3 separate regions of the Homo sapiens genome follow, and all the other regions are linked to region 2. Evidence: chromatin contacts called from ENCODE Hi-C or POLR2A ChIA-PET data. All regions are on one chromosome and are shown on one strand. Each heading gives the region's core, a stretch centred on a gene start or an enhancer-like site at or near the end of the contact. The rest is flanking DNA. Distances are from core to core; before and after follow the strand shown.

What was found. Hi-C counts contacts between places; a loop is a spot of excess contacts on that map. ChIA-PET counts read pairs that join two places held with the same protein, here RNA polymerase II (POLR2A). Pooled maps may share reads with other maps.
Region 1: a map of CD8-positive, alpha-beta T cell shows a loop between it and region 2 (1.9-fold over the local background). The contact joins the promoter of ATOX1-AS1 here to the enhancer-like site in region 2. A Hi-C loop is called at or near these places in 14 of 168 maps with a recorded cell type or tissue (CD4-positive, alpha-beta T cell, CD8-positive, alpha-beta T cell, Caco-2 and 9 more), 24 of 37 single-sample maps with no recorded cell type and 24 of 50 pooled maps. POLR2A ChIA-PET finds 5 or more read pairs at or near these places in 3 of 52 experiments (PC-9, T-cell and activated T-cell).
Region 3: a map of sciatic nerve shows a loop between it and region 2 (5-fold over the local background). The contact joins two enhancer-like sites. A Hi-C loop is called at or near these places in 33 of 168 maps with a recorded cell type or tissue (CD4-positive, alpha-beta T cell, CD4-positive, alpha-beta memory T cell, CD8-positive, alpha-beta T cell and 28 more), 37 of 37 single-sample maps with no recorded cell type and 38 of 50 pooled maps. POLR2A ChIA-PET finds 5 or more read pairs at or near these places in 4 of 52 experiments (BJ, SK-N-SH, activated CD4-positive, alpha-beta T cell and 1 more).

Annotation. Positions count from the first base shown.
Region 1 is chr5:151,751,745-151,754,444 of GRCh38, reverse strand. ATOX1-AS1 (ATOX1 antisense RNA 1) reads right to left here and starts at 1,365. Exons shown (of 4, transcript XR_007059008.1): 1 at 1,136-1,365; 2 at 323-772. It overlaps ATOX1 (antioxidant 1 copper chaperone), which reads left to right. Exons shown (of 4, transcript NM_004045.4): 2 at 2,666-2,700.
Region 2 is chr5:151,507,023-151,509,722 of GRCh38, reverse strand. It overlaps FAT2 (FAT atypical cadherin 2), which reads left to right. Exons shown (of 24, transcript NM_001447.3): 23 at 2,112-2,569. It also overlaps a transcript of SLC36A1 not described here. Among named protein-coding and RNA genes, the nearest start is that of MIR6499, 14 kb to the left of the region's middle. Within about 2 kb of position 1,267, at least 3 of the 41 ENCODE cell types and tissues checked have a DNase peak (open chromatin) inside an H3K27ac peak, as active enhancers do.
Region 3 is chr5:151,646,090-151,648,789 of GRCh38, reverse strand. All of the region lies in intron 1 of LOC105378231 (a long non-coding RNA gene), which reads right to left. Among named protein-coding and RNA genes, the nearest start is that of CLMAT3, 30 kb to the left of the region's middle. Within about 2 kb of position 1,254, at least 3 of the 41 ENCODE cell types and tissues checked have a DNase peak (open chromatin) inside an H3K27ac peak, as active enhancers do.

The DNA.
Region 1 (2,700 bases), core at 116-2,615, 240 kb before region 2:
AGAGAAACAGGTTTTGCCATGTTGGCCAGACTGGTCTCAAACTTGTGACCTCAGGTGATCTACCTGCCTCAGCCTCCCAAAGTGTTGAGATTATAGGCATGAGCCACATTGCCCAGCCTAAAAAAACTTTTTAATAGAGGAGAGCATCATCTCAGACTGTAATGTGGGGAGGAATGACTTGGGTGTCTTGTTAAAATGAGGATTCTGATTCCGGACTTCTGGGAAGGGACCTGAGATTCTGCATTTCTGACAGGCTCTCAGGTGATGCTCATATTGTTGGGCTGAGGACCACATTTTAAAGACAAGATTTTGTAATACTTACTACAAATCCTTCTTTCCAGAATCTGTTATTGTTGCTGTCTGTGAATAGTCAGGAAACAAGATGAAAAAATCAGAGATGTTTAGAAGAAAGGAAAGACTGACCATTTTCTTTAAGACAGATTTTGCAGATTTGGCCTTAATAAAAGGAGTGGTTTACTAGTCACAAAGGTCAAACAGTCTGCACTGGAAAATCGAGCTGCTTAATTCTTGGTCTTCGTTTCCTCTGTAGAGCACAGTGACAATCCAGACTCAGCGGTGTTTAGAGACTTGGAAAGAGTTTGAGAAGCCACTTAGCCACTTTATTTTCAGGTTTGTAGTTTTGCCTCCCGTTCTCTCCCCAGTAGGTTAAAAATGGGGAGTGGCAGGGCCCGCTCCACATCCACAGAGTCAGTTGAGGCAGGTGTCTGGGAGCTGCACTTTCCACAAGGTCCCCAGATTCTTCCTATGCACACTAAAGTTGAAAAAAATTGAGTTAGCTAATACCCTTTTGGTATAGATTAGGGAACTGGAGCCCTTCTGGAGCAGAGATTTTGCCTGTGGTTTTCTAGCAAGATATATCACTACACCCAGGATTCCAACTGAGGTAATAGACTTCAAATATTTTGAAGTGCTCCATGAAAAATGTAGCCATTGATTTTTGAAGGGAAACAGGAGAGACAAATGGAAGAAATTAATAATCCAATAGCTAACCTTTTACCCAACGGAACCTAGTACTAGGCTCTAATTTCCTTAATGTGTTAGTTATCTATTGCTCCTTAGTAATTATCCCAAAACTTTGTAGTATAAAACAACAAATATATTTATAGTAACTCACACAGTTTCTGAGAGTCAGGAATTTGGGAACAGCTTGGCCTAGTGGCTCCAGCTCAGAGGCTCTCATAAAGCTGCAGTGAGATGTTGGCTGGAGCTGCATTCATCTGAAGGCTTGACTGGAGCTGGAGAATCCACTTCCAACATGTCTCACTCACATGCTTGTTAGCTCGAGGGTTCAATCTCTCACTTTGTGGACCTCTCCTTGTGGTTGCTGGAATTTCTTTGTAATTTAGTAGCTGACTTCCTCTAGTGCAAGTGACCCCAGAAATGGAGCAAGACAGAAGTCACAGTGTCCTTTATGACATTGTGATAGCTTCAGAAGCCACATAACCTCACTTCAAGCCATATTCTATAAGACACACAGACCAACCCGAGACATGTGGAATGGGATTACTCAAGGGCATAAATACCAGAGGCAGAGATCATTGAGGCCATCTTGGATGCTGGCTAACCGTACTTAAAATCCTGTGTTCATCCCATTCACAAATCTAGAGAGGGACTCTTACCCTCAATTTTCAGATGTGGAAACTAAGGCACAGAGAAGTAACATATTGATGATCATGCAACTAGTAGTGCCAGAGCTGGTATCTGAAGCCATATTTATCTGATTTCAGATGGTCTCATTTCCAGAGATTTTAAAATAAAGTATTGGTATAAGTAATCCTTGTGTGAAAGCAAAGCAAAAGATCCAGAAGTTCAAACCAGCCATGTCAATTATCCATTGACTCAAAAATAAGTTTTAAGCACCTACTCTGTCCAGGCACTGTTCCAAGTATTAGGAATCCAGTAGTGAACTGAACAAAACCTCTGTCTTCTGGGAGCTTACCTTCAGACCCTTGATCTGTTAGATATCCTAGAGACTGTAGAATGTAGAGCTTACATGAAGACTAGGAGCCGGGGATCCCTTCCTGCCTGGCCTCCAACCCACTGGGGAACCCAGGCAATCCTTTCTTTCCCTGGACCCAGATGCTGCCTCTGAGAATGCGGCCCTTGGATGAAAGCAGAATCACCTGGGGTAATGAGTAGACATAACAGATTCCCCAGCCCAGACCTGCTGACCAGAACCTGTAGTTTTTGCAAGCTGTAGGTGACTCTAGTGCAGAAAATAATTTTGTGGTTCATAAGTGGGCCCACCAGATCAGCATTGCTCAGAGTATGGGGGCCCATCCCTGTCAGAGTTACTGGTGGCCCTGAGACAAAGCTCATAGCTCAAGAATCAGTGTTTTGAAGGTAGGACTGGGAAAAAGCATTTTAAACTAGATCTCCAGGTGATTCTATTTACTATGTGCCAGACACTGCTAAAGGATTTATAGGGATGATTCCATTGAATACAACTTGTGAGGTAGAAACTCTTAGCTACTCTATAGTTGAAGAGACGGGCTCAGAAACAGGCTTCTGATGAGTCTGATGCCAACCAGGTCCTGCCCAGTCTCTCTGTCTTCTGTCTTGACCCTGAGTGGGCCTGTCTGCTGGCACTGTGTGGGGGTCACTCTACAGGGCTCGGGTCATGGTCCCCCTGTGTTTGTTTCAGAAGCACGAGTTCTCTGTGGACATGACCTGTGGAGG
Region 2 (2,700 bases), core at 18-2,517:
GAAGTAATTATACAACTCACCATAACGTAGAATCAGTTGGGAGCCCTGAGCTTGTTTTCCTGCAACTAGACAGTCCCATCTGGAGGTGATGGGAGACAGTGACAGATCGGGCATTAGATATATGCTCCTTATAAGGAGCATGCAAACTAGATCCCTTACATGCACAGTTCACAACAGGGTTTGTGCTCCAGTGAGAATCTAATGCCCCCAGTGATCTGACAGAAGGCGGAGCTCAGGTGGTAATGCTTGCTCACCCATGGCTCATTTCCTGCTGTGCAGCTCGGCTCCTAACAGGCCACCGACCAGTATGGGTCCGTGACCCAGGGGTTGTGGACCATTGTGTTAGGGTGTCTCTCTCTAACCACCTGCATTACAACACTTCTGGAGGAGGAAGCTGCTTATTAGAGATTTCCCCAGCCCTATTCTGAACATACTGTCTCAGAATCACAAGCTGGGGCTTAGCAATCTGTACATTTAACCAGCTCCTCAGGTAGTTCTGGTCCTTGCTGCAGTCTGAAAATGGCTGAAGTGCTTATTCTCTCACTCTGGACCTGAACTTCCCAGTGACCTGGGGAAAATGGTTCCACTTGGGCAGGTGCTGCTGTGCCTGGAACCCCACTGCCAGCTGTCTGTGCCTCATACTGTGTGGGGCTGTGGCAGTTGCAAGGGAAACTGTCATTCCTAGAATCCTAGAGAGAAAGAGACTTTGACAATTATCTGGTTTTAGGGCTCCCAAACTTGGGAGCCTTTAAAGAATCATGAAAGAGACATGAAAAATATAGATTCCAAGATCCAGCCTAGACCAACTGAATCAGAATCTCCAAGAATGGGCCTAGCTTCTATTTTTAACAAGCTCTCAGTGGATCCCTTTGCTATTAGCCTGTGTATAAGAGCCAGTGATGTAGTTCACCCACTCATTTTACAGCTGCAGTAACTGAGGCCCAGGCAGGGAAAGGGCTTTCCCATGATTACTCTGGGTATGCTGATGACCCCAGTCCTTTTTTTTTTTTTTTGAGAAGGAGTTTCACTCTGTCGCCCAGGCTGCAGTGCAATGGCACAATCTCGGCTCACTGCAACCTCTGACTCCTAGGTTCAAGCCATTCCCCTGCCTCAGCCTGCCAAGTAGCTGGGATTACAGGCATGTGCCATAACACCTGGCTAATTTTTGTATTTTTAGTAGATACGGGGTTTCACCATACTGGCCAGTCTGGTCTTGAATTCCTGACCTCAAGTGATCCCGCTGACTCGGCTGCCCAAAGTGCTGGGATTACAGGCATGAGCCACTGCGCCCAGTCGACTTCAGTCCTTTTTCTCAGCAACTGGTGTGTCCTGCCCTGCTTTGCAGTCGGGAATGCTATTCGTTCACGAGATGTGTTGGGAGGACATTTCACAGCTGAAAGTGGTGTCTGCATTTTAAAAGAGGACCTTGGGGAAAACAACATTTAACCCAAAATAACAAACAACTGGTAGTGACATTTCGGGCACTGAGAAATGTTTTGGACTCAAATGGGATGGGGCAAACTTTCCCAATAGCCCTCAAAAGTGGATAAAGCTGGCCACAGAAGTTTCCCTGGAGCTTCACACCATGGAATGCCAAGCTAGAGGTACCCTGAGAGTTCGCATGCTTTCTCTGAGCAAGTTGCCCATTGTAAGGTGGCTGATCTGTGCAGGACCACGTTGGCTCCTGTGACCTCCTGGTGAAGCACAGCAGGGAACATTGGTGCCTGGCTGCTATAACTGGGCAATGCTGACTTGTATCTGGAACCCTGACATCATTGCTAGAGAGTCGATGTCTCTACTGCAGTGATATGGGAGGAAATCCGACCTCATGATAGAGAGTGTATACAGTGCCTAGATCTCATTGCTGGAAAAATAATAGACATTCCCAGATCCTAATGGTCACAAATGAGGATGTAGCTGAGACCCATACTTTACTGGTGGAAGGTGGAAAGTTCTGATGTTGATATGCTTGATAGTTACTTTTTTGGGGGGTGAAAAACGGGAGATGGTAGGTTTTGGGGGGAGCAGTCTCTATCCCATAGATCTCTGTAAGAGGGGACATGGAAAGGGCAATTTCATGACTTGGCCCCCTGACTACTCTGTCTCCGCAGGTGTGAAATGGAGGCGAGGGGTTGTTCAGAAGGACACTGCCTAGTCACTCCCGAGATCCAAAGGGGGGACTGGGGGCAGCAGGAGTTACTGATCATCACAGTGGCCGTGGCGTTCATTATCATAAGCACTGTCGGGCTTCTCTTCTACTGCCGCCGTTGCAAGTCTCACAAGCCTGTGGCCATGGAGGACCCAGACCTCCTGGCCAGGAGTGTTGGTGTTGACACCCAAGCCATGCCTGCCATCGAGCTCAACCCATTGAGTGCCAGCTCCTGCAACAACCTCAACCAACCGGAACCCAGCAAGGCCTCTGTTCCAAATGAACTCGTCACATTTGGACCCAATTCTAAGCAACGGCCAGTGGTCTGCAGTGTGCCCCCCAGACTCCCGCCAGCTGCGGTCCCTTCCCACTCTGACAATGAGCCTGTCATTAAGAGAACCTGGTCCAGCGAGGAGATGGGTCAGTATAGCCAGAGACGCTTAGCCTCTGGGATTGATGGAAGTGGGTGGTGGTTCTAAACACTCCGTTATCTGAGGCACAGGCATTTTTAGCTACCACGCATCCAACCCTTTGGGATGGGACATGATGAG
Region 3 (2,700 bases), core at 5-2,504, 140 kb before region 2:
CTGTCTCTACTAAAAATACAAAAATTAGCTGGGTGTGGTGGCACACACTTGTAATCCCAGCTACTCGGGAGCCTGAGGGAGGAGAATTGCTTGAACCTGGGGGGCGGAGGTTGCAGTGAGCTGAGATCTCACCACTTCCCACCAGCCTGGGTGAAAGAGAAAAACTCCATCTCAAAAAAAAAAAAAGAGGTACAAAGTGGTGCTGGTGACAATATTACAGCAGCTAGCATGATCATTTAAAAAGGTACAATTAACAAAAACAAAACAAAAACCACCAATGACTTTTTGTTACACTCAAAACAAAATCCCTAAAGCTTTTCATGATTCAACCCTATTTTTCTCTTGAATCTCATATCCTGCAGTAGCTAAGTTCCAGACACATTGACCTTATTTCTGGTCTTCAAATGTACCCAGTGGCCTAGCTGGTTCCTGCCTCAGGGCCTTTGCGCAAGCTGCCTTTAGCTCTTCCCAAAGCTGGCTTCTTCTTGTTAGGAAGTGTTCTCCTAAAACACCACTTTCTCAGGGAGGGAGCCTCTAACCAGTCAGTCTAGAATGGTCAGTCGGTGTCTCCAAGGTTGCTCTGTAAAATGGGAGTGGTAATCCTCATCTTACCTTCCTCCCTGGGCTCTTTGTATTCATTCCCACCTTATAGCTTAAGTTCCATCTGCAAGGAACTTGTGCACCCCCCTTTTCTCTTTTTTTTTTTTTTTTTTGAGACGGAGTTTCATTCATGTTGTGGTCCAGGCTGGAGTGCAGTGGCACCATCTCGGCTCACTGCAACCACTGCCTCCCAGGTTTAAGTCATTCTCCTACCTCAGCTTTTCGAGTAGCTGGGATTACAGGCGCCCCCCGACCACCCCCAGCTAATTTTTGCATTTTTAGTAGAGATGGGATTTCAACATGTTGGCCAAGCTGATCTCAAACTCCTGACCTCAGGTGATCCGCCCACCTTGGCCTCCCAAAGTGCTGGGATTACAGGCCTGAGTCACTGCTCCAGGCCATTGTGCACCTTTTGAATACATTGTTCGTTTCCGTAGCACATTATTTCCAAACCACTTACTTCACTCATGCTTGTATCCACAGAACCTGCACCATGCCGAGCACTTCAGAGATACTCAAAAATATTTGTTGAACACTGAATCAAGTCAGGGCAGTCTGGACACCCTGCAAACTGTGAAGTGCCCTACCTCCATGATAGCCACCACAAATAGCAGAGAAACAGAGTGAGTCAGGAGGAACCTCATGTCTCCTAGCTTCATGGGTAGTTCTTAAAAAATAGAGAACTGCCTCATAAATTGTGAGCCCGGTGGCAATAACTCAATGAAACCCCATCACACAACAAAACTGAGGTTCTCCCAAAAGGGAAGATGACATGGCACATGAGTCATTGAGTTGATTAAGAAGTCAGTTCTCACCCCTGCTAGGCCAGTGCACCCCAGTGTCTGCTGAATAGAAAATGAATAGAGGGCCAGGCACTAAACGCCTATAATCCCAGCACTTTAGGAGTCCAGGGCGGGCAGATTGCTTGAGCCTAGGAGTTTGAGACCAGCCTGGGCAACCTAGTGAGAGCCCATCTCTTAAAAAAAAATATAGCCAAGCTTGGTGGCACACTCCTATTGTCCCAGCTACTCTGGAGGCAGAGGTGGGAGGATTGCTTGAGCCAGGGAGACAGAGGTTGCAGTGAGCTGTGATGGTACCACTGCACTCCAGCCTAAGCGACAGAGGGAAATCCTGACTCAAAAAAAAGAAGGAAGAAAAAAAAGAAAGAAAGAAAGAAAAAGAAAAGAAAATCTTACATACCTTAGGTGACAATGTATAGAAAAACTTAAGATTTACTGTAAGAGCAGAGGAGATAACCTACTTCCATCTGTCCCTCAGAAGCTGCCACATGCCTGTAATTTCCAGCCATTATCCTCTCATGAGTCCTGGGTGTGCTGTCCACAGAGGACCCCTATGAAAAAGAACTTTAGCAACATCTCATGCCTTAGAAGAGGTTGTTTCTCCAATAAGCCATCTGAAAAAGTAAAGAATGGGGTCCTGAAGGGGAAGGGAGTTCCAGGCGATGGTGGTGTTTGTTATATAGGGGGAAGTTTAGGGGTCTGGGCTCGTGGGTAAGAGAGTGGGAAGGAGGTGTGGTATCCATGCCAACCTCTGCCAATCTCATTTTGCCCCAGGCCACCCTCACACTTGAACCACAGAGAACTGTTCAAATGCCAACTAACAAACACAAGCAGCAACAGAGAGCTGTGTGTGCTGGGGATAACCAGTCCCACGGGTTTGGGTGTAGCGGTGGTTTGGGTGTAGCGGGAAGCAATGCTTGGGTTCTGGAACAGATGGCTTTTAGGAAGCTGAGGAGGAGAGAGAGGGCTACCCCCTACCTCCCTGTGCCACCCTGCCCACCACCCCTGCAACCAGGGCTTGTTAGCCACAGGAATACTTGGCATCAGAGGCACCTCCTGGGGGACTAGACTACACAATGTGAGCCACCGTCCTTTCATCTTGCCTGCCTGAAGGGTGGGGTGGGGTGGACCCAGGGGGCTGCCTCTAGTGCTTGGACAGCTGGGATGGGCAGAAAATGAGCAAGTTCAGCAAGGCTCTGATATTCTAGCTAACACACTCAGAGCTGTCCACACCCTGCTCCCTGCGGTCAACAACTGAAAATACCTACAAGAAACCCAATGCAACAAATAATGGCACCAG